Linked DNA regions of Homo sapiens: regions 2 and 3 are each linked to region 1. Evidence: read pairs that join two places in POLR2A ChIA-PET (ENCODE). Cell type or tissue: OCI-LY7. All regions are shown on one strand. Links, peaks and the distances in the headings refer to the core of each region. The heading gives the core; the rest is flanking DNA. Region 1 overlaps CXCR5 (C-X-C motif chemokine receptor 5). Region 2 has its middle 38 kb from the start of DDX6. Region 3 has its middle 30 kb from the start of DDX6.

What was found. Peaks named below come from ENCODE experiments on the same cell type or tissue, not always from the same donor. Only the 100,000 strongest peaks of a DNase experiment are listed, where the experiment ranks them.
Region 2: POLR2A ChIA-PET joins it to region 1 with 11 read pairs; 11 of 35 experiments call an interaction of 5 or more read pairs at or near these places.
Region 3: POLR2A ChIA-PET joins it to region 1 with 14 read pairs; 8 of 35 experiments call an interaction of 5 or more read pairs at or near these places.

Annotation. Positions count from the first base shown.
Region 1 is chr11:118,893,798-118,899,192 of GRCh38, forward strand. It overlaps CXCR5 (C-X-C motif chemokine receptor 5), which reads left to right. Exons shown (of 2, transcript NM_001716.5): 2 at 1-3,990. The coding sequence ends at 866. BCL9L (BCL9 like) reads right to left here. Exons shown (of 10, transcript NM_001378213.1): 10 at 2,339-5,395. The coding sequence ends at 4,618. Among named protein-coding and RNA genes, the nearest start is that of CXCR5, 13 kb to the left of the region's middle. RefSeq lists enhancers at 1,967-2,725, 4,345-4,852. In OCI-LY7, for the core only: CTCF peaks have their summits at 2,041 and 3,039; DNase peaks (open chromatin) are centred at 2,024 and 3,044; H3K4me3 peaks cover 3,056 bases; H3K27ac peaks cover 4,263 bases.
Region 2 is chr11:118,826,471-118,831,865 of GRCh38, forward strand. No RefSeq gene overlaps it. Among named protein-coding and RNA genes, the nearest start is that of DDX6, 38 kb to the left of the region's middle. In OCI-LY7, for the core only: no CTCF peak of the experiment used is centred there; no DNase peak of the experiment used is centred there.
Region 3 is chr11:118,818,637-118,824,031 of GRCh38, forward strand. It overlaps the pseudogene COX7CP3. Among named protein-coding and RNA genes, the nearest start is that of DDX6, 30 kb to the left of the region's middle. RefSeq lists an enhancer at 2,425-2,504. In OCI-LY7, for the core only: no CTCF peak of the experiment used is centred there; DNase peaks (open chromatin) are centred at 1,995 and 2,375; H3K4me3 peaks cover 1,086 bases; H3K27ac peaks cover 1,302 bases.

The DNA.
Region 1 (5,395 bases), core at 128-5,127:
CCACGGAGACCTTCCTGTTCCACCTGGCCGTGGCCGACCTCCTGCTGGTCTTCATCTTGCCCTTTGCCGTGGCCGAGGGCTCTGTGGGCTGGGTCCTGGGGACCTTCCTCTGCAAAACTGTGATTGCCCTGCACAAAGTCAACTTCTACTGCAGCAGCCTGCTCCTGGCCTGCATCGCCGTGGACCGCTACCTGGCCATTGTCCACGCCGTCCATGCCTACCGCCACCGCCGCCTCCTCTCCATCCACATCACCTGTGGGACCATCTGGCTGGTGGGCTTCCTCCTTGCCTTGCCAGAGATTCTCTTCGCCAAAGTCAGCCAAGGCCATCACAACAACTCCCTGCCACGTTGCACCTTCTCCCAAGAGAACCAAGCAGAAACGCATGCCTGGTTCACCTCCCGATTCCTCTACCATGTGGCGGGATTCCTGCTGCCCATGCTGGTGATGGGCTGGTGCTACGTGGGGGTAGTGCACAGGTTGCGCCAGGCCCAGCGGCGCCCTCAGCGGCAGAAGGCAGTCAGGGTGGCCATCCTGGTGACAAGCATCTTCTTCCTCTGCTGGTCACCCTACCACATCGTCATCTTCCTGGACACCCTGGCGAGGCTGAAGGCCGTGGACAATACCTGCAAGCTGAATGGCTCTCTCCCCGTGGCCATCACCATGTGTGAGTTCCTGGGCCTGGCCCACTGCTGCCTCAACCCCATGCTCTACACTTTCGCCGGCGTGAAGTTCCGCAGTGACCTGTCGCGGCTCCTGACGAAGCTGGGCTGTACCGGCCCTGCCTCCCTGTGCCAGCTCTTCCCTAGCTGGCGCAGGAGCAGTCTCTCTGAGTCAGAGAATGCCACCTCTCTCACCACGTTCTAGGTCCCAGTGTCCCCTTTTATTGCTGCTTTTCCTTGGGGCAGGCAGTGATGCTGGATGCTCCTTCCAACAGGAGCTGGGATCCTAAGGGCTCACCGTGGCTAAGAGTGTCCTAGGAGTATCCTCATTTGGGGTAGCTAGAGGAACCAACCCCCATTTCTAGAACATCCCTGCCAGCTCTTCTGCCGGCCCTGGGGCTAGGCTGGAGCCCAGGGAGCGGAAAGCAGCTCAAAGGCACAGTGAAGGCTGTCCTTACCCATCTGCACCCCCCTGGGCTGAGAGAACCTCACGCACCTCCCATCCTAATCATCCAATGCTCAAGAAACAACTTCTACTTCTGCCCTTGCCAACGGAGAGCGCCTGCCCCTCCCAGAACACACTCCATCAGCTTAGGGGCTGCTGACCTCCACAGCTTCCCCTCTCTCCTCCTGCCCACCTGTCAAACAAAGCCAGAAGCTGAGCACCAGGGGATGAGTGGAGGTTAAGGCTGAGGAAAGGCCAGCTGGCAGCAGAGTGTGGCCTTCGGACAACTCAGTCCCTAAAAACACAGACATTCTGCCAGGCCCCCAAGCCTGCAGTCATCTTGACCAAGCAGGAAGCTCAGACTGGTTGAGTTCAGGTAGCTGCCCCTGGCTCTGACCGAAACAGCGCTGGGTCCACCCCATGTCACCGGATCCTGGGTGGTCTGCAGGCAGGGCTGACTCTAGGTGCCCTTGGAGGCCAGCCAGTGACCTGAGGAAGCGTGAAGGCCGAGAAGCAAGAAAGAAACCCGACAGAGGGAAGAAAAGAGCTTTCTTCCCGAACCCCAAGGAGGGAGATGGATCAATCAAACCCGGCGGTCCCCTCCGCCAGGCGAGATGGGGTGGGGTGGAGAACTCCTAGGGTGGCTGGGTCCAGGGGATGGGAGGTTGTGGGCATTGATGGGGAAGGAGGCTGGCTTGTCCCCTCCTCACTCCCTTCCCATAAGCTATAGACCCGAGGAAACTCAGAGTCGGAACGGAGAAAGGTGGACTGGAAGGGGCCCGTGGGAGTCATCTCAACCATCCCCTCCGTGGCATCACCTTAGGCAGGGAAGTGTAAGAAACACACTGAGGCAGGGAAGTCCCCAGGCCCCAGGAAGCCGTGCCCTGCCCCCGTGAGGATGTCACTCAGATGGAACCGCAGGAAGCTGCTCCGTGCTTGTTTGCTCACCTGGGGTGTGGGAGGCCCGTCCGGCAGTTCTGGGTGCTCCCTACCACCTCCCCAGCCTTTGATCAGGTGGGGAGTCAGGGACCCCTGCCCTTGTCCCACTCAAGCCAAGCAGCCAAGCTCCTTGGGAGGCCCCACTGGGGAAATAACAGCTGTGGCTCACGTGAGAGTGTCTTCACGGCAGGACAACGAGGAAGCCCTAAGACGTCCCTTTTTTCTCTGAGTATCTCCTCGCAAGCTGGGTAATCGATGGGGGAGTCTGAAGCAGATGCAAAGAGGCAAGAGGCTGGATTTTGAATTTTCTTTTTAATAAAAAGGCACCTATAAAACAGGTCAATACAGTACAGGCAGCACAGAGACCCCCGGAACAAGCCTAAAAATTGTTTCAAAATAAAAACCAAGAAGATGTCTTCACATATTGTATTTATATATTTATATTTATATATATATTTATATAATGGTACAAAATGGCTGGGGGTGTGGCCATGGATGGAGGGAAGAGTAGGCTGGCCTGTGGCGTGGGTGGGAGGAGAGGGGACGGAGAGGGCACTCGGCCCGCTGCAATCTGACCCCTCTCTCCTCAGGGCAGGAAACACAGAGTCAGACAGTTTGGGGGGGTCTTGGGCCAGGGGTGGAGGGCTCAAGGGCACAGGGCCCAGGCTGAGGCAGGGCGGGCAAAGCGCCTGGCAGGATGAAGGGCAAGTGGCCCCCCAAACACAGAGGCCCTGGCCATGGACCCTGGGAGGTGACCGGGGTGAGTCAGGGGCCTGTTGTCAGCCCCAGAGGAAGCGCTGGACCTGGCCGATGGTGGGCCGAGAGGACAGCACCAGGCTGGGAGAAGTGGGGCGAGTTCCCTTTGTATTACAGCTGCCAGTGCAAGACCAGGCCCTCCAGGCCAGGAAGGCTAGGGACGGGTCCTGGTAGAAGACACCCTGTCTAGAATGGCCCTTGGTCCTGGAGGTGGGGCGCAAAAGGCCTCAGCCAGGGAACTGCCCTGCCACCTCCCGAGGCAGGAAAGGAAGTGAGAAAAGGAGAAGTTTTTTTACTCCTGGGGCCAAAGTAGGGGGACAAACACCCAGTCGTATATGGCTTCAGCTCTGACCAAAGGCGGATAGGGAGCTCTCCTGGGTAGGAGCAGGGAGCCAAGGGGGAGGCAGTGGCTGTGCCTGGGTGGGCACAGACAGATCTGGTACATGGCCCTGAGCCCTGGGCAGAGGGACAACCTTGCCGGTGAGTGGGCAGGCAGAGAGGAGGCGGCAGGATGCTGTTTCCCCGATTCCATCCTCAGGGAGTGGAGACTGGAGGGGAGGTGCACTGACTCAGATGAACTGTTCTCCCCCTTCTTTGATAAGAAGTAGGTGGCAGCAGCCTCTGGAAAAGTCAGGGCCCTGGAGGTTACCTGGCCCAGGGCTACTACAGCCACAGGCCCCAGTGGCACCATGCCACCCCTTCCATGGCTCCACTCAAGGGGGCCACACAGCCACCGCCTCTTCCTCCTTTCCTTCATCCCAAACTGGGACAAAAGACTTCAAGTTCTGGCTAAGATGTAGCAGCAGCGGATGCCCGGGCATCCAAAGTGGAAAGCCAGGGCCCCGTGTCACCGGTGTGGGCAAACACACATGCACGTGCACACATGTTCTCCCTGAATCACTCAGCAGCAGACAGGCTGCCGCCCTGGGGGTCTCAGCCCTGCTAGGGCTCACCAGGTGGAAGCCTAGGTGGTCTGACCTCAGTTTAGGAGTGGGTCATTTACGTCATCTTACCATTTGGGGACGAGACAGGAATGGTATCCCTTAGGGACCCAGAGACACTGCAAACAGTGGGTGGCCATGTAGGGCTGCATGTCCCTGGGTCCAGGGGAATGGAGGGAGCAATAACTTGAAGAAGGGGGGAAGGGTTTCTTTTATCCTTTTTTTTTTGTGTGACTTCTATCAAAACACAGAAATACAGCACACGCACAAACCAGCACAAAAGCGCAGCGCTCTATTTACAGCTCCGGCTGGCACCTGCCCACCTGGCCAGCCGCCTGCAGGGAGGGGTGGGAGAGGGGTCAGCCACATCAGCAGGGAAAGGATACGAAGCAGGTAAAGACAGAAGGAAAATGGGCGGGTGCGGAGAAACCAAGAGGGAGGTGGAGCTCCAGCAATGCGGACACGAGGAGACAGGAGCAGAAGGGGCTGGGGGAGACCTGACCTGTCCTTCCTCTCTCCCCCCAGATTCCCATCCAGGACTCCAAAAGCATAGCTGAAGGGGGTGTGGCGGGTGCAGGGATGCACGGAAAGAGGTAAAATAGAGAGGCTCCATAGGAATTGGGAGGAGTGGGGGAGGGGCAGTCCTGGTGGCCGAAATGGAACCAACCCCAATGCAAAATCCCCCACCCCACACTGCCACTTCCCCCTAAGCTGCCAGCACATCTGGTTTCCACAAATGCCACTCCCTACACAAGCCCCCTCCCACCCCCTCCACCCCACCCCGCGACCCAGGCCATCCCAACATTGAGGGGAAGAACTTTGTTAAGGTTATCGTATTTGCAACATTGCCCCGGCTCCAGCCCTGGCAGCGACTTCTAGAAGGGCAGGTTGGCCATGCCGCCTGGTGCCGGGAGGTAGCCCATCTGGCTGTCCAGGGACACACTGCGCTGCCGAAGGGGGTGGGACACCATGAGGTTCTGCTGGGGCGGGGGGCCCATGAGGGAGCCCTGCGGGGAGAGCATGTGGGGCGGCTGGCTGTAGACCTCGCCCCCCACGCCCCGCTGCTTCATCAGCATGAAATTCTGCTGGGTCATGAGGCCTTGTGGAGGGGACATGACCCCCTGGTGCAGGCCATGGGGCACCATCCCCTGCTGTGGGGGCACGCCTGTCCTGCCCAGCAAGGACATCTGTCCAGGGTGGCACATGGACATGTTGAGCCCCCGCTGGACGCCCTGCTGGCCTGGGAGGTTGGGAGGCCGAGAGGGAGTCTGCTCCGCCATCATGTTCTGCAGGTTCATGAGATGCAGATTAGGGGGCTGAGCCTTGGGGGGCTGGTTCTCGCTCTTGGGGAAGTACTGGAGGGTGCTGCTTGGCTTCTCAGAGGGGATGATCCTCGACAAGTCGAACTCGGGGATCCCCGTTGGGGTGGGCCGGATCACCTCGCTCAGCTCGGGGTCGTTCAGCACTGATGCCACCCCAGGGAGCACACCCGGTGGGTATGCGTCGCCCATGCGCCCAGCCATGGCTTTGCCCATCAGGTGCTGCTGGGGAGGCATGGGGCCTGGCGGCTGGTTGGGCAGGTCCTCGGGAGGCAGGGCCATGCCTGACGGGTAGTGCTGCTGCAGGCCAGGCCCCCCGCCCCCACCCCCAGTG
Region 2 (5,395 bases), core at 206-5,205, 67 kb before region 1:
GGTGGCACATGCCCGTAATCCCAGCTCGTTGGGAGGCTGAGGTAGGAGAGTCGCTTGAACCCAGGAGGCAGAGGTTGTGGTGATCCGAGCTCACCATTCCACTCCAGCCTGAGCAACAAGAGCGAAACTCCGTCTCAAAAAAAAAAAAAAGAAAGAAAGAAAGAAAGAAAAGAAAGAAAAAAAAATGGGGAAAGATTTGAATAGAAATTTCTGCAAAGAAGATATATAAATATTGCTGCCGTAACAAATGTAGTGGCTTAACCCAATACCACTTTATTATCTTACAGTTCTGGAAGTCAGGAGCTCAACATGGGTAGAAATGGAAAGTGACTGCTAATGAGTATAGGGCTCCTTTTTGGGGTGAGGAAAATATCCTAAAATTAATTGTAGTGATTTTTTTGGTAGAGACAATGTTTCATCATGTTGCCCAGGCTGGTCTCAAACTTCTGGGCTCAAGTGATCTGCCTGCTTCCGTGGTTGCACAGCTCTGTAAATAAACTAAAAAACCGTTTTGTATGTACCCCATCTTGGGTTGTTTGGGATTTTCTTGTTTGTTTGTTGTTTTGTTTTGTTTTTGTTTTATTTTGTTTTGTTTTGTGACAGGGTCTCACTTTGTCACCCAGGCACATACAGGCTGGAGTGCAGTGGTACCATCACAACTCACTGAAGCTTCAACCTCCTGGACCCAAGGGATTCTCCCACCTCAGCCTCCCAAGTAGCTGAGACACAGGCATGCGCCACCATACCTGGCTAATTTTGTTAAGAAATGAGGTCTCTCTGTGTTGCACAGTCTGGTCTCCAACTCCAGGGCTCAAGTGATTGCCCCACTTCCGCCTCTCAAAGTGCGGGATTATAGGCATGAGCCACCACACCCAGCCTGTATGTGTACTTTAAATGGGTACATTGCATGGTATGTAAACTACGTCTCAATAAAGCTGTTAAAAAATAACAAATGAGGCCAGACGTGGTGGCTTCTGCCTGTAATCCCAGCACTTTGGGAGGCCAAGGCAGGCGGATCACAAGGTCAAGAGATCGAGACCATCCTGGCCAACATGGCGAAACCCTGTCTCTACTAAAAATACAAAAACTTAGCCAGGTGTGGTGGCACGTGCCTATAGTCCCAGCTACTCGGGAGGCTGAGTCAGGAGAATTGCTTGAACCTGGGAGGTGGAGGTTGCAGTGAGCCAAGACCATGCCACTGCATGCCAGCCTGGGAGACAGAGTCTTACTCTGTCTCAAAAAACAAAAACAAAAACAAATAAACAAAAAAAACAAATGAATGACTCCTAAGTAGGATGCTGTATCAATTTAACAAAAACACACCACAAATGGACTTAAAGAATAAAGGAAATGTATTGGCTCATTTAACTGAAAAGTATAGAGGAAATAAAGACTTTAGGTGTGGTACAGTCAAAACCTCCTTCCCCAGCAGTTGGAGCTCCAACTGTACATGCTGCTACACAGTTGAGGGAGAGTGAAATGGATATTGTGGAGACAACACCCACTATGACCATCCACTATGGTCCTAAGGGCAAAGAGAAAACAGGTGGCTCACGGCTGGGCGCAGTGGCTCATACCTGTAATCCCAGCACTTTGGGAGGTCGAGGCAGGCAGATCACTTGAGTCCAGGAGTTTGAGACTAGCCTGGGAAACATGGCCTGTCTCTATAAAGAATACAAAAAATTTAGCTGGGTGTGGTGGCACACGTCTATAGCACTAGCCTGGGCGACAGAGTGACACCCTGTCTCTACATTTTTTAAATAAATAAATAAATTGAAAAAATATATAGTAAAAAAGAAGAAAACAGAAGGGCAGGCCTGGCATGGTGGCTCATTCCTGTAATCCCGGCATTTTTGGAGGCTAAGATGGGAGGATCACTTGAGACTTTGAGAACAGCCTGGGCAACATATGAAGACCCCATCGCTATAAAAAAATTTTTTTTAATACTTTGGGAGGCCAAGGCAGGCAGATCACTTAAGCCCAGGAGTTTGAGACCAGCTGGGCAACATGGTGAAACCTTGTCTCTACTAAAAAACAAACAAACAAACAAAACAATTTTTTTAATCAAAAAGAAGGGCTAGGCACGGTGGTTTACTCCTGTAATCCCAGCACTTTGGGAGGCCAAGGCAGGCAGATCATCTGAGGTCGGGAGTTGGAGACCAGCCTGGCCAACATGGTGAAACCCCATCTCTACTAAGAATACAAAAATTAGCCAAGTGTGGTGGCATGCGCCTGTAATCCCAGCTATGTGGGAGGCTGAGGTGGGAGGATCACTTGAGCCCAGGAGGCGAAGGTTGCGGTGAGCCAAGATTGCACCACTACACTCCAGCCTGGGTGACAGAGCGAGACTGTGTCTCAAAAAATAATAATAAAATAAATAAATAAATCAAAAAGAAAATAAAGAAAGAAAACAGAAGGGCAAGTTCAAAGACAAATAGCAGAGCATGTGTGTACCAGTCATAGGAGCAATTCTCAGGAGGGCGAAGCCCTCTTTAGACTAAAAAGAGAAACAACTAAAGACTGTAATAAAGAACACTGTCCTTTAGGCCGGTCGCGGTGGCTCACGCCTGTAATCCCAGCACTTTGGGAGGCTGAGGCGGGCAGATCACAAGGTCAGGAGATTGCGACCATCCTGGCTAACATGGTGAAACCCTGTCTCTACTAAAAATACAAAAAATTAGCCAGACGTGCTGGCAGGCACCTGTAGTCCCAGCTACTCTGGAGAATGAGGCAGCAGAACGGCATGAACCCGGGAGGCAGAGCTTGCAGTGAGCCGAGATCGTGCCACTGCACTCCAGCCTGGGTGACAGAGTGAGACTCTGTCTCAAAAAAAAATAAAAAATAAAAAGACACTGTCCTTTAAACACTTCAAAAGTGTTTAGGATTGACTGCTAATGGAGTATGAAAATGTTCTAAAATTAGATGGTAGTGATGGTTCCACAGGCTTGTAAATATACTAAAAAAGATTGAGGTCTAGCACGGTGGCTCACACCTGTAATCCCAACACTTTGGGAGGCTGAGGAGGTCAGATCACCTGAGGAGTTCAAGACCAGCCTGACCAAAATGGCGAAATCCTGTCTCTACCAAAAAATACAAAAAAATTAGCCAGGTGTGATGGTGCACACCTGAAGCCCCAACTACTCAGGAAGCTGAGGTGGGAGAATTGCTTGAACCAGGATGTGGAGGTTGCAGTGAGCTGAGATCTTGCCACTGCACTCCAGCCTGGGCGACAGAGTGAGACACTGCCTCAAAAAAAAAAAAAAGTTAATGATCGCTGGGTGCAGTGGCTCATGCCTGTAATCCCAGCACTTTGGGAGGCTGAGGCGGGTGGATCACCTGAGGTCAGCAGTTCAAGACCAGCCTGGCCAACATGGTGAAACCCCGTCTCTACTAAAAACACAAAAATTAGCCGGGCATGATGGTGGGTGCCTGTAGTCCCAGCTACTTGGGAGGCTGAGGTGGGAGAATCACTTGAATCTGGGAGGCGGAGGTTTCAGTGAGCTGTGATCACGCCATTGTGCTCCAGTCTGGGCAACAAGAAAGACTCTGTCTCAAAAAAAAAAAAAAAAAAAAAAAGATTGAATTGTACACTTGAATATGTGTATTCTTTTTTTTTTCTTTGAGACGGAGTCTCACTCTGTCGCTCAGGCTGGAGTGCAGTGGTGAGATCTCTGCTCACTGCAAGCTCCGCCTCCCGGGTTCACGCCATTCTCCTGCCTCAGCCTCCCAAGTATCTGGGACTGCAGGCACCTGCCACCACGCCCGGCTAATTTTTTGTATTTTTAGTAGAGACAGGGTTTCACCATGTTAGCCAGGATGGTCTTGATCTCCTGACCTCGTGATCCACCTGCCTCGGCCTCCCAACGTGCTGGGATTACAGGCATGAGCCACCGCGCCCAGCCAAGTATGTGTATTCTTTAAATGATATGTGATGGACCAGGCACAGTGTCTCATGCCTGTAAGCCCAGCAGTTGGGGAGGCTGAGGTGGGAGAATCACTTGAGCCCAGGAGTTTGAGACCAGCCTAGGCAACGTAGTGAGACCCCATCTCTACTAAAAAAACAAAATTAGCTGTGCATGATAGTGTATGCATCTGTAGTCCCAGCTACTTGGAAGGAGGCAGGAGGATTGCTTGAGCCCAGGTGATTGAGGCTGCAGTGAGCTTTGACCGTACCACTGCACTCCAGCCTGGGAGACAGAGTGACATGCTGTCTCAGAAAAAAAAAAAAACAAACTTAAATAATATGTGAATTCTACTTCAATGAAGCTGGATTTCATAGTTTAGAGCAAGTAGGTAAGATATTAATCTAGTGCTTGGGCACATGGAGCCAGGAGAAAGGAGTTAAATGTAAACTGAAGCCCAAAGTGTGGGAAAGATAGTAAGTGAGCCTCTGTGTATTTCAAGGAGTTCAAGACTCTTGGGCCCAGATAAATTACCTCCTAGGGCACTGAAAGAACTTGTAGGTGTAGTAATTATTTAAACTAATTTATGAGAAATTATGGAGAATTGGGTGAGAGAAGAAAAGTTTTGGAGACAAGTACACATGGATTTTTTTTTTTTTGAGATGGAGTCTCACTCTGTCCCCCAGGATGGAGTCCAGTGGCATGATCCCGACTTACTGCAACCTCTGCCTCCCAGGTTCAAGCGATTCTCCTGCCTCAGCCTCCCGAGTAGCTGGGACTACAGGCATGTGCCACCACGTCCAGCTAATTTTTGTAATTTTAGTAGAGATGGGGGTTTCACCATTTTGGCCAGAATGGTCTCGATCTCTTGACCTCATGATCCACCCACTTCGGCCTCCCAAAGTGCTGGGATTACAAGCATCAGCCACCGCACCCAGCCCCCAAACGTGGATTTATTTATTTTGTGTGTTTGTATATGTTTAGTTTTATTGTAACAAACCAACTTGTACATTTTTGTTTTGTTTTGTTTTTGTTTTTGTTTTTGAGACAGTCTCACTCTGTTGCCCTGGCTGGAGTGCAGTGGCATGATCTCAGCTCACTGCAGCCTTTGCCTCCCGGGTTCAAGTGATTCTACTGCCTCAGCCTCCCCAGTAGCTGGGACTGCAGGTGCACGCCACCACACCTGGCCAATTTATTTTTATTTTTATTTTTATTTTTAGTAGAGACAGGATTTCGCCATGTTGGCCAAGCTGGTCCCAAACTCCTGACCTCAGTTAATCCACCCTCCTTGGCCTCCCAAAGTGCTGGGATTGCAGGTGTGAGCCACTGCGCCTGGCCACAAGGCAACTTGTACATTTTTAACGTTTAAAACTGAGCATCTGGGCCAGGGGTTGTGGCTACCTGCTGTAATCCCAGCCCTTTGGGAGGCCCCAGCTGGAAGATGGCTTGAGTTCAGGGGTTTGAGATCAGCCTGGGCAACATGGTGAAACTCC
Region 3 (5,395 bases), core at 85-5,084, 75 kb before region 1:
AGTTCTTCCTGTAAGATATTCTCTTTCAAGAGCTAAGCTTTGGGGGTTCTAATTCTGTTTTAATAAAACACAGTGTTCCTTTACATAGTTGAACTGAATTGTTTTCCAACAAATATGAATTAAATTGCCTCATTATTTATTTAGGTTAAACAATTAAACTGTAAGCTTAAGAGGAAAGGGACCTTGTACATTCTTCAACATTATAGCCTCAGACATAACAGATGCTCAATAAATGTTTGGATAAATGAATGAATAAATAAATGAATCAGTTTCCTAAAACTTAGCAACTATCTATCATGACCTGATGTAGCATAGTTGGTTCATTATGCTGTGTCTCAAATTCAATGATCCAGGCCTTTCTCCTGAGTCTACCCCAAATACCATGAGACTATATTGGAGCTCTCTTGGGATTATACATGGAGGATCAATAGGCTGGACAACCCCACTCCCTCAGACAGTCAGCCTGGCACTGCCCTTATAGAGATCCTGGTCAAACAGTAGACATAGGCCAAGCACGGTGGCTCAAGCCTGTAATCCCAGCACTTTGGGAGGCCGAGTTGGGAGGATCACTTGAGGCCAGGAGTTTGAGACCAGCCTGGGCAACATGGTGAGACCTCATTTCCATTAAAAATAAAAAATTTAGCCATGCATGGTGTCATGCACCTGCACTTCCCAGCTATTCATGAGGCTGAAGCGGGATGATTTCTTGAGCCTGAGAAGTCAAGGCTACAGTAAGCTGTGATTAGCCTGGGCGACAGAGCGAGACCCTGTCTCAAAAAAAAAAAAAAAAAAGAGATAATTTATGAAAGAATATGTACACACACTCAGAATGATGCATGTGGCTTAACTGTTTACAAGTGTGAATAAATGGCTCATTTACATAGAGTATCACATTTAATCCTCTCAAAGCCCTAAGGGGCTTGTTATTATAATCTTCATTTTATAAATGAGGCAGTTCAGAGAAATGAGGTGAGTTGTTAAAGGTCACAACCAGTAATTGTTAAAGCCTCAATTTAAACTTAGGTCTGTCTAGAGCCTGAGATTTTAAGAATTATGTGTGCATAAATAATTTAAAAATTAAATTTTCTTTGGCTCTCAAGGACATGTATTTTTGCATCTGATTTCAATTAAGCTAAATACATTTGGTGCCGACTAGGTACCGAAGACATTTATATAACTTAAGATAATATCACAATGTATTTACCTTCTCTAAGCACTCCTTCAGCTTCCCTGATTAGGAGGCGGCTGGGCCTTGAAAGAAAACTTCCTTTCTGATGTACGGAACAGAGGACTAGGAGCCTGCGTGAGTAGGTCTTAGGGTGAAGGAAGCCTTTTCAGAAGGGGAGATGAGGGAGAGAGGAAAATGAATTGGCAGGAAAAAGGCAGAAAAGGTATATTTCAAGAGGGAAGTCTGAAAATTATTTCCATCAGAGCTTTCTGTGACTTGTTTTAATGATAGCCATCCAGGCTTTTTATTTTATTTATTTATTTTATTTTATTTTGAGATGGAGTCTCACTCTGTTGCCCAGGCTGGAGTAGAATGGCGCGATCTCAGCTCACTGCAACCTCCGCCTCCTGGGTTCAAGCGATTCTCCTGCCTCAGTCTCCTGAGTAGCTGGGACTACAGGCGCCCACTACCACACCCGGCTAATTTTTGTGGTTTTTTTAGTAGAGACAGGGTTTCACTATATTGGCCAGGCTGGTCTCAAACTCCTGAACTTGTGATCCACCCATCTCGGCCTCCCAAAGTGCTGCGATTACAGGCATGAGCCACCGCGCCTGGCCAGCCATCCAGTTCTTGAAGGCCAAAGAAAGCATAATAAACCTGAAGATTCTTGGCAGATCCTGGCATTGCTGGACTGCAGGGTGCATAAACACCCTGGGTGACAGATGACGTGGCCGGCCATCTCAGGCCCATCCCTGTGCACTGGGTCTGGACGGTGCCAGCTCCTTGGCAACACTGCAGGCTGTTATGACCCTGTGCCAGGGCGGGGGAGGGGCCGAGCACCAGGTGACGTGGCAACACCGCAGTCAAAGGAAAGCCATGCTAAGAGGCCACTGCCCCGCAGTCCTGTGACAGGCAAGGGGAATGCAGGAATATTGGGGAAGAGGGGAGGGGTGGAGGGGAAGGATCATTGTTGCACGGCTCTAGCAAGAAAGAAAATCTAAAATTCTGCTTCATGGCTCAGCTCCCAGCACAGCTAATGCTTGGAATGGACCAGTTGCCTGGACAGTTTCAATTATTTGTCATAAGCAGCTCAGGCCTTGGTGTGCAGATTTCCTTTGCCCCTCAGTTTCAGATAGCCCACTGTGGCCCCTGCTCATGATTCAGACTGAAATAGCTGCCTGTTTTGCATGCCAGTTAAGCCTGCATTTCAGTTCTTGTTTCTTTGAAAGGACCTGTCAGGGAAGCAGTATGAAATGTCAGGTTCCGGTTTGGTATTCCCCCTCTACCTTCAACCTTGTAGCTTGACTTTTGTGGGATTCCCACTCATGCTCAGAGTCCCCTCATGCGAATAGGCTTATCTAATTCACAAGTAGCTCGGTGATGTGATGATGCCTGGCCCTGTGAAATCATATTTTTTCACCTTACATCACCTTCCATGGACTGGCTGGAATTCAGATTAGTTAGCCATCCCATTCTTGCTTGGACATGCTTATTAAAGATAGAGGATATTGGCCAGGCGCAGTGGCTCATGCCTGTAACCCCAGCCCTTTAGGAGGCTGAGGCAGGTGAATCATCCAAGGTCAGGAGTTCAAGACCAGCCTGGCCAACGTGGTGAAACTCCGTCTCTACTAAAAATACAAAAAATTAGCCGGGTGTGGTGGCACGCACCTGTATTCCCAGCTACTCGGGAGGCTGAGGCAGGAGAATTGCTTGAACCCAGGAGGCAGAGGTTGCAGGGAGCCGAGATCGTGCCACTGCCCTCCAGCCTGGGCAACAGAGTGGGACTCCATCTCAAAAAAAAAAAAAGGCATTATCAATTATCAAGGAATTATCAATTTCTTCCTACAAAATAACTGAGGAGTCCTACATAGATCTTTACAATTGTCTGTGTAGAAGTTCAAACTCCTGAAAGTTGGCTAGTCCTTGTTCATATCTACCCCATACCTGTGTTAATACCGTTTACATTTACTCTTTCAGACACAGGGGAACAAGGTCCTGAGCAAAGGAGGACTTGGTATGAACAAGTGGGTTTGGTGCCGCCATTGCTTCTGGCTTGGGTCTCTGCAACTTTGGTGGAGCTTCCAAGAGCTCCATGTGGGGACGGAGCATTAGATGGTTGACAACATCTGTGGTCTGCAGGAGCCACTATGCGGAGGGCCCAGGGAAGAATTTGCCATTTTCAATGAAAAACACGTGGCAGTTACTAATTATGATGACTTTGTACTGGGATCGGGATCTGCGGCACCCTTCTTTAAAGTAAAACACCAACTGCTTAAGAAATAAGAATGTTTTAGTTTATCCATTGAACAGACATGAAGAGTGTTTCAAGAGATGCAATCCCTTTGAAAAATGGATCAAACTCTTGAACTCATGTAGCATACTAGATATGTTTGTGAATAAACTCATGACATGAAAAATCAGTCAATCAATTTAGCCTTGGACATAAATAGATAATGGCTTCTCATTCCCCGTTTACAGTGGCCCCTCCTTCTCTTGTCTTTTCCAAATACAAGACCGCTTAGATCTTTATCATCATCCTGAGGAGCTGATATTCAAGATTATATGTAAGACATGGGGAACTTGAACTCAGAGGGGTTTTTTTGTGTTTGTGTGTGTGTGTGTGTGTGTGTGTGTGTGTGTGTGTGTGTGACAAGGTCTCACTGCTGCCCAGACTGAGTGCTGTGGCACAGTCACAGCTCACTGTAGCATCAACCTCCTGGGCTCAAGCGATCCTCCTACCTCAGCCTCCTGAGTAGCTGGGACCACAGGTATGCACCAGTATGCTCGGCTAATATTTTTATATTTTGTAGAGACAGGGCTTTGCCATGTTGTCCAGACTGGTCTTGAATTCCTGGACACAAGTAATCTTCCTGTCTTGGCCTCCCAAAGTGCTGGGATTACAGGTGTGAGCCACCGTGCCCAGCCAGAATTGGAGATTTTTAAATACAGAAATTCTCAAGTGCTTTGCCCAGGAAGGGCTACATTTGTCAACTTTTCTGGCTGCTGGAGCAGGTCAGAGAGGGCTAATATTCCTGTCAGAGGTGGTAGATTTCCTCTGACCCCATTTGTTCATCTCTACACTTTCTGAAGAAAAGTCCCTTTTCAGATGTCTATATATTTTTAAATATTCTCATTATTTAGAAAGCTCCTTTCTTTATGTTCTGAGTGAATTACTCCCATGTGTTAAGAGTTGGGAAGTGATAGGAAAGGTAGGGTCCAAGGAAAGTAGTCAAAATTGATCAAGGACCCAGCTGAAAGATAAATGAAGTTGAACAGTTCACAAAAGAGGAAATATATTGGGCTAAAAGACACGTGGGAAAATGTTCAACTTCACTAATAACAAAAGAAATGCAAATTTTAAGAACCAGGTACCGTTTCATCTATAAAATTTGCAAAAGTTAAAAATGTGTGGCCTGGCGCAGTGGCTCATGCCTATAATTCCAGCACTTTGGGAGGCCAAGGTGGGTGGATCATGAGGTCAGGAGTTCGAGACCAGCCTGGCCAAAGTGGTGAAACTCCGTCTCTACTAAAAATACAAAAAATTAGCTGGGCATGGTGGCAGGCACCTGTAATCCCAGCTACTTGGGAGGCTGAGGCAGAGAATTGCGTGAACCTGGGAGGCGAAGTTTGCAGTGAGCCGAGATTGCACCACTGTGCTCCAGCCTGGGCAACAGAGCAAGACTCCATCTCAAAAAAAAAAAAAAAAAAGGGTTGGGGGTGGTGAGAAAATACCCAGTATTGGCAAGCATGCAGTGTGGTGGCTGTCTTTATGCCCTGCTAGTGGTGGGCTAAATTGATGCCACTTTTAGGGAAACCATCTGGTGATGCGTATCAATCATATTCCTGTTAAATTATCCTAAGAAAGTTATCCAGAACATAACACAAATTTATTCACAATGATGCAGCGTTATTTATAAGAAAAAATGGGAATAACTTAAGTATCAAAAAATATGAGACTGGTTAAATAAATGATAATATATTCTCACAGTAGAACACTAATGCAACTGTTGGGAAAGATGCTTTGTGGGCCAGGTGCGGTGGCTCACACCTGTAATCCCAGTACTTTGGGAGGCCGAGGCGGGCAGATCATGAGGTCAGGAGATTGAGACCATCCTGGCTAACATGGTGAAACCCCGTCTCTACTAAAAATAAAAAAAAATTAGCCAGGTGTGGTGGCGGGTGCCTGCAGTCCCAGCTACTCGGGAGGCTGAGGCAGGAGAATGGCGT